Linked DNA regions of Homo sapiens: regions 1 and 3 are each linked to region 2. The links are chromatin contacts, found by Hi-C or POLR2A ChIA-PET in ENCODE. All regions are on one chromosome and are shown on one strand. The core of a region is the stretch at or near the end of the contact, and the rest is flanking DNA. Distances in the headings are between cores, read along the strand shown. Region 1 has its middle 150 kb from the start of TLE3. Region 2 has its middle 70 kb from the start of LINC02205. Region 3 has its middle 170 kb from the start of TLE3.

Region 1 (3,305 bases), core at 683-3,182, 190 kb before region 2:
AGCAATAACATTGGCTCTCACCCCCATGGAGTTGCTGGGGAGAACAAAATGGGTTTGTGTGTGGGGGTGGTGACAGTCAAGTACCTGTGCAGGGCTGGACATATGGGAGGGCTCTGTAAATGTGAGATGTTATTAACAGGCATGCTGCCTTCTGGAGCTTTCCAGGGCCTTGGCCCAGGTGCAGAACAGCACACTGGGACCCAGGAACCCTGGGTTCTCTTTCTTTCTGGTGACCTTGGGCCCCTGAACCCCTCAGACTGCTTGGACCTTCTAGGTGTTGGCCTCCCTCTCATAGGATGATGCCTGGGCCTGGGGCCCTGGAGATCTGGCCAGGCCAGAGTGGGCTCCCCCAAGCCACCTGCCAGGGCAGGAGCTGTTGGAAGCCATTTCTCTTCTATACCGTCCCAGCCATACTCTCCAGCTCAGAATAGACCCAGTCCTCCACTGTTACAGCCTAGAGATTCCACCCCCTTTGGGTTGGTCACTCTGGGCCACTCCTGCAGAGAATGAGAGAAATTAGCTGAGAAATAAAATCGCAATTCGTATTGCAAAGAAGGGATTAATTTCTTTATTGTATAAAGATCTCCTACCCAGCAACAAGAACAAACCAATAACTCAATTTAAAAAATGGGCAAAATATAGGAAGACCGTTTCAAAAGAATATATAAGTGGCTCTTAAATAGATGAAAAGTTACTCAGCCTTACTCATAAAAGAAATGCAAATTAAAACTTCAATAAAAGACCCTCTTTTAGGCCGAGTGTGGTGGCTCACGCCTGTAACCCCAGCACTTTGGGAGGCCAAGGCAGGCAGATCTCTATTAAAAATACAAAAATTAGCTGCGTGCAGTGGCATGTGCCTGTAGTCCCAGCTACTCCAGACACTGAGGCAGGAGAATCATGTGAGCCTGGGAGGCAAAGATTGCAGTGAGCTGAGGTCGTGCCATTGCACTCCAGCCGGGGCAATGGGAGAGAAACCCTGTCTCAAAAAAAAAAAAAAAAGACCCTTTTTGAACCATTATATCAAAAAGATCAAAAGTATGGCACACTCTGCTGCTGAGGGTGCAAGGACAGGTGCCAGAGTGTGGGGCTGGCAGGAAGAGGAATCAGCGTGTCTGGGAGAGCCACTGGGAGCCCCTGCCAAACCACACCTGCTCTTCCCTCTGACCGGCACAGCCAACCCTAGGATTTCATCATGCGGATACACAGGGGACGTGTGTGCTCCTCATTCACTGTGGCATTATTTATCAAAGCAAAAGATTGTCAATCTCCAAATGTTAATCAATAGGGGACTGATTAAATAAACAATGATGTCCGTACAATGGGACTCTACACAACTGTTAAGCAGAACCAACATACAGATGACATTAGCTACGTCACATGGAATGGAGGACCTCCCAACTGTGCCTCTTCAACCCACAGAATTATACGAAATACATATTAGTATTGATTTAAACCACTGAAGAAAGGAGAATGGACCCTGTATGTTTCTATAAGGAGAGGGTTCCAAGGTATATTGACATGCTACCATTTGTGTAAAAAGAGGAAAAGAATGAACACACACATGTTTGCATTTGGGTTTCTAAATGCATATACAAACATATATGGCTTTAAAGAAACTGGTAGGAGTGGAGGCCTCCAAGGAGGAGACTTGGGGGCAGAGGAACTTGATAGTGAAGAACAGGGGAGGGGAGGAGGCTTGATTTTCACTTTTTTTTTTTTTTTGCAATATGCCTGTATTTCCTATTCTAAAGATATACATACTTACACTAATTAATGAATCAAATGATCTCTTGGCAGAGATACTGAGAGTAAGACAGAGACATACCAGGGTGTGAACCCCAGGCTGCAGCCCTCTCTTTGTGTTGTCATGGGGTCAAGGGACATGCCCTTGAGCTGAGGGTCAAGGCCTGGGAAAGTTCCCACCCAGCCCCAGGGCCCAGCCCTCACAGGGTGGTGACTCATGGGCACCCGGGAAGTTTCGGTTCCTGTGGTTTTTGCTCTGTTCCAGTGGCCTCCTCTGCTGGGACACATCACTCTCCTGGCTGCTGGGATTCTAGCAGCCCACTGGGCCTGCTGCGTCCCTATCTCTGGGTATCTTTAGATGCTGTCTCTGGCCTGTCCTAGGAGGGACTCAGACCTTTAGAATGCCAAAGCAGAGGGTCCCCAGCCCTCTCAAGTGCTATCCTCAATGTCTGGCCCATCACAACCCTGCAGCCCCTGCCACGAACACTGACCTCAAGGGGTCACAGCTGCGGTGGCTTTGCTCAGAGCAGCCCCTGCCAATCTTAAAGTGGATGCTAGAAGGGAAGGCCAAGTGAGAATCCTGGGCGAGCCATTTCCTGTCTTTCTGTGGGTGTTGGAGCAGGACGGCGGGCGGCGTGGCCGGCTTGGGGGTGGAATCCTTGCCCTTCTCCGCCTCCTTTGCCAGGTGCAGGATGGATGCTGAGAGTCTATTTTGCAGATGAGGCAACTGAGCCCATTGCGTTCTGCCTGTTAGGTGTGGTGCAGGTGCCTGGGCAGATGTGTACTCCCGAGCCAGCTCCTCAGCCGCATGACCTTAGGTGAGTCACATCGCTACTCTGGGCCTCAGTTTTCTCATCTGCAAAGTGGGAACAATAATATTTTGTTTTTGACTTGCTGGCCACAAAGGCCCTGGATGAAAGGTAACTTCATGTGGTTGACTGCTCTGAGCTCCCTCCTCCTGAACCTCTAATGTGCCCGCTTCCTAGGGAATGCAAGCTTCCAGAGGGCCAAGCTTTTGCCCAAGTAGTTGCAGCAGGGGCCTGGAGCAGTCAGACCTACTGGGGAAGCAGGTGAGGGGGTTAGTTCCTGGGCACCAGGGTGACATTGCTCAGGGATCATAAAATTCACGTCCTCACCCACGTCCTTCCTCTTTATTTTGACTCAGAGCCAATCCTTGCTTGCTCTTCACTGAGACCAGCCTTCATCTGCAGAGGTCTCTGGGAGGGAGAAAGGTGCTAAGGAGCTAGGCTTCCCTCTGGGAGGCCCATCTGAATAAAAATAACCAACTTGCCTCACCATCAGGTCTCGTTCAAGTACCTTCTGGGTGCTTTACAGAGGTTAGCTGATTTTCTCTTCTCAGCCAAATGATGGGGAGAAATGCCCCATTTCATAGATCAGGAAGCTGAGGCACAGAGAGGTTTATAGCTTGACGTCACCCAGCTAGAAAAGAAGGAGCTGGCATTTGAAATCAGGCAGCCTGGCTCAGAGTGGAGAGGAGACAGAGGTGAAGTCAGCCAGGAGGTGGAGACACCAAGAAGAGCAGGGGAAGGCCCTGGGCAGGG
Region 2 (3,484 bases), core at 85-2,584:
TGAGCCAGTGAGGGAAGGTAGAGGGTTTCCAGAGCAAAGAGGCAGCTTTAGTCAACCCGTGGAAGGGACTTGCAGACCCGGACGATCCTTAGAAGGCTGATCAGGAAGCGACATTGACCAGGGGTGCCTGGCATTCTTCCCTGCCCTGGGATCAGCGTGGCCTCAGGAGTGCACCCAACAATGCCATCAGGCTGCCAGGACCCTCTACTGCCAGCTGGGTGACCTTAGGAAAGTCAGCTGGCCTCTCTGAGCCTGCTTCCCTGGGTGGACAATGGGGAAAACCCCTCCTTCTTGGGGTTGTTTGAAGATCAAATGGAATTCTTGAGCACAATCTCTTCCATTGTAATGGCTTCCTGGCTTGCTCCTACTTCCTCCCTGCTCCATTAAAGCTTAATCTGATAAATCAATTAAGGATAAAATACTATTGGCTGACCTCTGGTTAGTTGCCAGAGTTCAAGGACAACAATTTATTCCTCTGTGCATCTTCCTACCCCCAACCACCCCCCCGCTCCACCCGCGCGCGCGCGCGCGCACACACACACACACACACACACACACACACACACACACAGTGAATTGTCTAATGGCCTCTTCTTCCAGATAGGAGACACTCTTTGTGCCTCCATAAATGTAGCCTGGCACCAGTAAGTCCTGTATAAGTACTTAGTAGATAAAGGAATGAAAGCCTGGCCAGAGGGAAAATCCAAACCTCCTGCTAGGAGGAAAGCCAAAGGTCAAAGTTGGGTAAATAGGGGAAAGGAACCAGCCCCAGTAGCCAAGGTAGGTGAAACAGAAAGAAAAATCAGTAGAGAAGAGACAGGTTGGGAAGAGGAGTACAAGGTAGGTCAGGAGAGTTGTCCAGGTCATGCAATGAACAAGGTCTTCTGGGCTTTGAAAGACACATGACTGTAGCTCTGTGGCTTAAGGCTGGACTTCATGGTTTCTAGGACCAGACTGCTCTGGAGACCATGGAAATTGCACTGCCCAGCTGCGTGCTGGGGAGTCCTGGTGAAAAGACTGTTTCATTCCACTGAGAAGCCAAGGAAGCAAAGACGCGAAAGGGAGAAATAGGGAGGTTTCTGAGCAAGAGTGGCAAGAGGAAAGTGCTATTTCAGGGAACAAATGATTAGTGATGTTACACAGAACAGGTCAGAGGAGGAAAGAATGCAATTGGGGAAACTAGTGAGGATGCGGCCCAGGGAAGACTCAATGAAGACTGAGGCCAGGGTGACGAGGGTGGGAAAGGACACAAAAGAAGTAAACAAGAAAGGAAATCAAGACACAGACTCCCTCTCTGTGCTCCTCAGCCTGCTTCTCACCTTCCCTGCACCTGTCTCAGCCAAAGCCAGCCCTCAGGGCCCTCCCAGCCCCATGCCCCCGGGGCCAGGCCCAGTTACATCAGGTAAATAAAAAGGAAGTATGTGGTTTCTTCTTTCATTTCTCTCTCCTGACTTCCTCTGACTGCCAAAATTTGTCTGTCCCATCTGCAAAAATGTGACATTTTATATTCAAAGCAGTGCATGTCTAGTTATTTACTAGATGTGCAGCTAAGACATAATTACATTTAAAGTATTTTCCCCCAGGAATAGTCTTCCTTTAAGCAACAGTGCTCATTGTTTGAAGATCCTACATTTGGCGAAAAGAGTTCATAATTGCCTTGTAAACAGGTCTTGCAGACAGACACAGCAACAGCTACTTCTAAAACCTCCTGGAAGATTCTGGGGCTGAGAAAGTTGTGTATCTGTGTGTCTGCACATGTGTGGGTCCATGTGTCTGTGCATGTCCATTTGTGTGGGTGTGTTCTAGGTATGTGTGTGTGTGAGAGAGAGAGAGCACGTGTTTATGGAACACACGTCTGTGTCTTGTGTGTTGTGGAGGGGCAGAGCATGAAGAAGGAAACTAGTGTCTATTGAGAGCCTACCATGTTGCAAGTGCTTTGGGCATGGCCTTATTTAATCTTCAAATATTCTTGTCTCAGTTTAACAGCTGAAGAAACTGAAACTTAGAGAAGTAAAAGAACTTGCCCCAAATTAATCTGCCCATAAGTTTCAGAGATAGAACTCTGCTTCTCATAGTCTGTCTAGTTTGTGCTAAAAAGACTGAAGAAATAAAAGTACCATGTTGTGTTTTCACTCAGTGGCATACTTCATATTTTCTCAGATTCATTCATATATAATCATGTATATATCATTTTCTGAGTCCCTCCTGTCCTAGGCATTGTGGTAGAAACCTTACATATGCAATCTAATGCAATGCTTACCACCTCTCTGGAAGCGGGTTTATTATTGCCATTTCAGAGATTTAAAAAAATGAGGCATCAAGGGATTAGGTAACTCCCCCTCACAGAGCTGTAATGCAAAGGCAGCTTTGTTCAACTCCAAAGCCCACGCTCTTGCCCTTACATCCCACAGACTGGCTTCATTATTACTCAGTTTTGAGTCTTGAGAATTTAGAGTCTAGGTAGGCAGGAAAAGCATACATGTGACAACCAGAGTTATCACATGGTGGTCTGTATGTGAAGGCCAGCAGCTACCTTACATCACCAAAACTCAGATTATCTCCATCTTCCTGCTCTGCTACCCTCAGTCTGTCGGCTGCCTCAGACTAGTTTTCCTCATGGTTACAAGACAGTTGCCAGAGTTCCAAGCATTGCAAACAGCCTTGACTATACCCAGTGAAAGAAGGTAGACTAGTTAATTCTTATTTCTCTGTCTTTTTTCCTCTTTTTAAATCTTCATTTATTTTATTTTATTTCTACTATATCCTTCTAACTTTTTGTCTGTGTGTATACATAGAGGAAGTTTGGGAAGATGTTTACCTGTTGAAAAGGCATCTTTGTGTACTTTGATGCATGGTTTGATTTGTTTTTGTAATGAACATACAGAATTTTTTAGAAAAAATAGTATCTTTTAAAAAATGATGTCAGTATTCAAAAGAAATGAAACTAATCTCACAGTGTCATTCACCTGCTTAAGGTGCATCATTGGCTTCCCCACCACAGACCGGATGAAGGACAAACTCTATGGCAGTTTATAAGCCCTTCTGTCATGTGGCCTCTGTGTTCCTGCCGGAGGACTTTGGTCCTCAAACATGCAGATGTTTCTGTGCTTCCCGCCTTGGTTCCGGCGCTCTCTCCTGCTGGAGAACCTCCCTCCACTGCTCCGTCAGTGGAAACCCTGTGCCTTCCTCAAGGACCAAACCAAAAATACCTTGCTCCTTGCAGCTTCTCCAGGAAGCTCAGTCAGGAGATATTGCTCCCCTATCTAGAGGCCAGATTTTTGTGCATTTTGCATTGTGGTGAGTTTGGGTCAGTGGCATGCTGGAGCCGGTGGCTTTTTTCCACTCTTGAGACCTGAGCCTGTGCATCTCTTCCCAAGATGTCATATTGGTGTCTTGGAATCGGCCATGGAGAGAATATTTATACCATGGGAAATGACAAATGCTACAATTTTTTTTTCCTTAGGGAAGTTAGTTGTTAAACATT
Region 3 (3,535 bases), core at 972-3,471, 170 kb before region 2:
TCCCATCTCTCTCCTTGCCCACCCACTCTTGTTTTCTCTCCCCATCCCCTCGGTTTTTCTCTCACAACCTCTTGGTCTGTCTTGCAGGCTCCTGCATTTCCTCTCACTGTTTCTCTCTTCCCCTGTCTCCCCTCCCTCTCCCCCTGCTTTGCTGGAAAGATGTTAATTGCACCTGCAATTACCTAATTGCCATGGCAATTAGCCAGTTGCACTCTATTTTGAAGGTGCAAATGGAAAATTGCAGGCATAAGGGGTAATTTTTGGGCACAAAACTGTGCCCAGAGAACTTTGGCCTTGGCCCCGGGGGCCCAGGGGAGACTGGAGAGCTGGAGAGAGCCAGGTCTGGGGTGTGAAGCTCTTCTCCCAGGTGGGGTGGGACTTGGGGGTGGGGAATTCCCCTATAAGCAATTCACATCATCTCTAATGCAGAGCAAGACCAACCTGCCAGCTCTAATTATAGTGATTTTCATATTATCACTAGTGCTGATGAGAACTCATCATCAATACTCAGCAAGGTCATTCAAGGTGCTGAGAGAGGGTGGGAGCCCGACCTCCAAACTTTCCAGGCTGGTGTGGAGGGCTGGGTCACAAGCCTACCCCAGAAGGCCACTTCCGGGGTGCAGGACGGAGCCCCAGAGCAACAATCAGGCTGCCTGGCACTTGCTGGCTGTGAGCACCTGGTGAGCAGTGGTGCAAAGAGGCCTGAAAAGTAAATGCGCTGAATTTCATGGGTGAAGTCCAAGGCTTAGCCCCTTTCAATCCCCTTCCTCTAGGAGTCAGCACTGCCAGGGGAGAAAGGAAGCAGGATGTCCACTTCTGTCAGGAGACATGTGACTCCAAGAGTAGCCCCTCCACATGACCAGCGCCTGGCCAGCTGCCTGCTTTGGGAGCAAGTGGTTGTGAGCCTGGACAGTGGGTGTCTGGGGCCTTGGGCTTGGGTGGGGCTTGTGAGCAGTGACAAGAGATGACCCCCAGGGGTGCCCTTGTCCAGAAGCCTGCACTGGAGGTCAGAACCTGGGATCTAGCTTGGATAGGGGAGAGGGCTCTGGGATACAGGAGAGGCCATCTGGGGGTAGGAGATGGGGGCTCCTAGGGGACTGGCATCGATGTTGCATTGACAAGGCCAGGACTCCATTTCTATATGGACTGTGTGTGTTTAGGGCAGCCTTGGGGATGCTGATGGGGAGTTGGGGGAGGTGGTGGCTGGCATTGCTTATAGTCCTTGTCTCCTTAGGAAACCTGAGACAAGGAAGTCCCCAAACGATAACTGAATCCTACCATGTGCCCAGCATTGGGCTAGGTGCTTCTGGCAATACAGAGGCGACCAATCAGTGGACGTTATCCTCACTGGCTAGACACTGGCTCCCTACTAGACAGGGAGTGTAGAGGGGTGTGTACAAGCAGACAAAGAAGGTTTGCGACAAGTGCAGGGACAATCTAGCTCAGCATTCATCTACACACTGGGGAGTTTACAAATGCTATTGAATGAAGAAATGAACCAATTAATTAATGAATGGTTGAACAAGATGCTGCCTCTCACTTGAGGAGGCTGGGTTTGAGGTCCTGGGCATTTCTCACAGACTTGAAGTCCATGCTGATGCACCCCGCTTCTCCCTGCCTTTTCTGGAAACGTCCTCCAGCCTCATCTCTCCTCCCAGCCCTCCAGGGAACCCCTGCCTGTGGGATACAGCTTTCAGCCTGCGTTGCTCTGGCCCAGAGATTTTTGGAGCTTTACCTCTTGGGCCCTTGCTTTCCTGCTGAGAGGAAAGGATGTACTTTTTTTTTTTTTTTTTGTCCTAGTACGTTGTCAAACTGGCTTTTAAAATCCCAAAGCTCCAAGGCTCTAAGCAGTGAAGCTGCGGTACAAGTGACCCCTCAATCCTCCTCTGCCATGCATGGGAGTGGCTTGCGGGGGAGCTCAGAGCTGGAGTGAGGAAGATTGACTGCAGGGCTGGGGGCAGCCAGCAGCCCCGCCTTCCAGCCTACTCCACTCCTGCTACCCGCTTCCAGCACTGGCCTCCACACAGACATCCAACTAAACACAATACTGTCCAAGGCCTCAAGTACAAGTTAATTAATTCACCAGAGGGAAGGCAGGCTATAAATAACTGATGGGAGCAGAGGGGGCAGCTGGGGCAGGTTTATTCACCAGCGGTTTCGCAGTCTCTGCTCTGGCAATACAGGTTAATGAGCACAGGCCTCCTTGCCGACATAATAGCGACTAAAAATAAAAAAAGAGGAACGAGTCACCCTCCCTGGTGAATCAGACGCCTCCAATTGTAGTTTCCATGCTGATACTGTAATTTTCCTGTTCCTCTTGCTCCTCCAGGGGCTGATGGAAACGGAACCCCCCCACCGCCCCCACCCGAAACCCCGCCGCAAAGGAGGCAGATCCCTTTCTGGTTTGTTTCCCTTCCTTTCAGGAAAGAGAGAGATGGTGGGTAGGCGGGAGGGAGGGCGACTGAAATCCAAGCCCAGACCCCAGGACATGTCAAAGTTGCAGACCCAACTCTGTCTCCTGTGACTAAATGCATGTCATTGCCCTGGTCTATTCCCTCCCTCTAGATTTGTCAGATGAAGAAACTGAGGCACAGGGAGGAAAAGCAACTTGCCAAGAGTCTCCCAGGAGTGTCCCAGGAGTGCAGGAGCCAGGCCCAGCACTCCCCAGCCAGTGCTGTCATCTCTGTTCTGTTCACTCCTCCTATCCTGGCCACGAACCTACACTCCTAGGTCCTCCCCAACGCCGGCTCCTGCCCCACCCTCACTCCACCCCACGCTCCACCCTGACCTCTCCAAGGGACCTATAGGTTGGAAATCCTCCAATTCCCAGCCCTCCTCTGGCCACTTGAGCTGCATATGCAGGTTGCCAGAAGGTTCTTGTTACAGGCCTTTGACCTGGAGGTCCCCTTGACCCACCTGGCTGAGGATAGGTGTGTGGAGCTTCCCAGGCACACGCTCCAACCTTTGGAGGAGTCAGCCAGCCTATACAACGCCTTCGTGTGAATTAGAAAAGGCTCCTCCTCTGGGCAGACACAGCCCATACCAGGGCTTGACCAGTGGGCCTAGGGTGGGTTTCAGGTCCCACTTGACCCAGCCCCCACCAGGTGCCTTTGAGCAGTGCACACACTGGACAACCTTCTCCAACAGGCCTGCCTGCCTCTGTCTTCCTGGAGGCCAGCCAAGCCCCCAAAAGTGTTCCAAGAGAGTAGAACTTTCATGAAAACTAAATGAGTCTCCCCACCTTTGTCCTCACCCCCGACCTCAGCCCCCTCTCCCCAGTGTATATTATGAAAGGAAGAAGACAGACAGGAACTGAATTGCCCATGGGGACCACAGCAGCCCTTTCCTGGAGGGAGCAGGGGGCTTGGGGACCCAGCACCTAGGGGGCTAAGAAGCGCACCACGGGAGGTGGATACAGAAACAGCTAAAGCCAGAGGGCAGCGCCAAGCCAGACTCCAGTTGGCTGACCCCGAGGCCCAGCCCTGCCCCCTGCACATGGGGATGCTTTTGTCCCACTAGGGCTCGTGCCTTAGTG

What was found. Hi-C counts contacts between places; a loop is a spot of excess contacts on that map. ChIA-PET counts read pairs that join two places held with the same protein, here RNA polymerase II (POLR2A). Pooled maps may share reads with other maps.
Region 1: a loop to region 2 is called in a pooled map, with 2.3 times the contacts of the local background. The contact joins two enhancer-like sites. A Hi-C loop is called at or near these places in 3 of 37 single-sample maps with no recorded cell type and 7 of 50 pooled maps. POLR2A ChIA-PET finds 5 or more read pairs at or near these places in 2 of 52 experiments (OCI-LY7 and SK-N-SH).
Region 3: a loop to region 2 is called in a pooled map, with 7 times the contacts of the local background. The contact joins two enhancer-like sites. A Hi-C loop is called at or near these places in 2 of 168 maps with a recorded cell type or tissue (CD8-positive, alpha-beta T cell and mammary epithelial cell), 5 of 37 single-sample maps with no recorded cell type and 7 of 50 pooled maps. POLR2A ChIA-PET finds 5 or more read pairs at or near these places in 3 of 52 experiments (B cell, Panc1 and SK-N-SH).

The regions. Positions count from the first base shown.
Region 1 is chr15:70,244,164-70,247,468 of GRCh38, forward strand. No RefSeq gene overlaps it. Among named protein-coding and RNA genes, the nearest start is that of TLE3, 150 kb to the left of the region's middle. RefSeq lists an enhancer at 1,787-1,836. Within about 2 kb of position 1,933, at least 3 of the 41 ENCODE cell types and tissues checked have a DNase peak (open chromatin) inside an H3K27ac peak, as active enhancers do.
Region 2 is chr15:70,434,202-70,437,685 of GRCh38, forward strand. No RefSeq gene overlaps it. Among named protein-coding and RNA genes, the nearest start is that of LINC02205, 70 kb to the right of the region's middle. RefSeq lists a silencer at 1,258-1,461 and an enhancer at 2,272-2,321. Within about 2 kb of position 1,335, at least 4 of the 41 ENCODE cell types and tissues checked have a DNase peak (open chromatin) inside an H3K27ac peak, as active enhancers do.
Region 3 is chr15:70,262,155-70,265,689 of GRCh38, forward strand. No RefSeq gene overlaps it. Among named protein-coding and RNA genes, the nearest start is that of TLE3, 170 kb to the left of the region's middle. RefSeq lists enhancers at 434-503, 544-693. Within about 2 kb of position 2,222, at least 6 of the 41 ENCODE cell types and tissues checked have a DNase peak (open chromatin) inside an H3K27ac peak, as active enhancers do.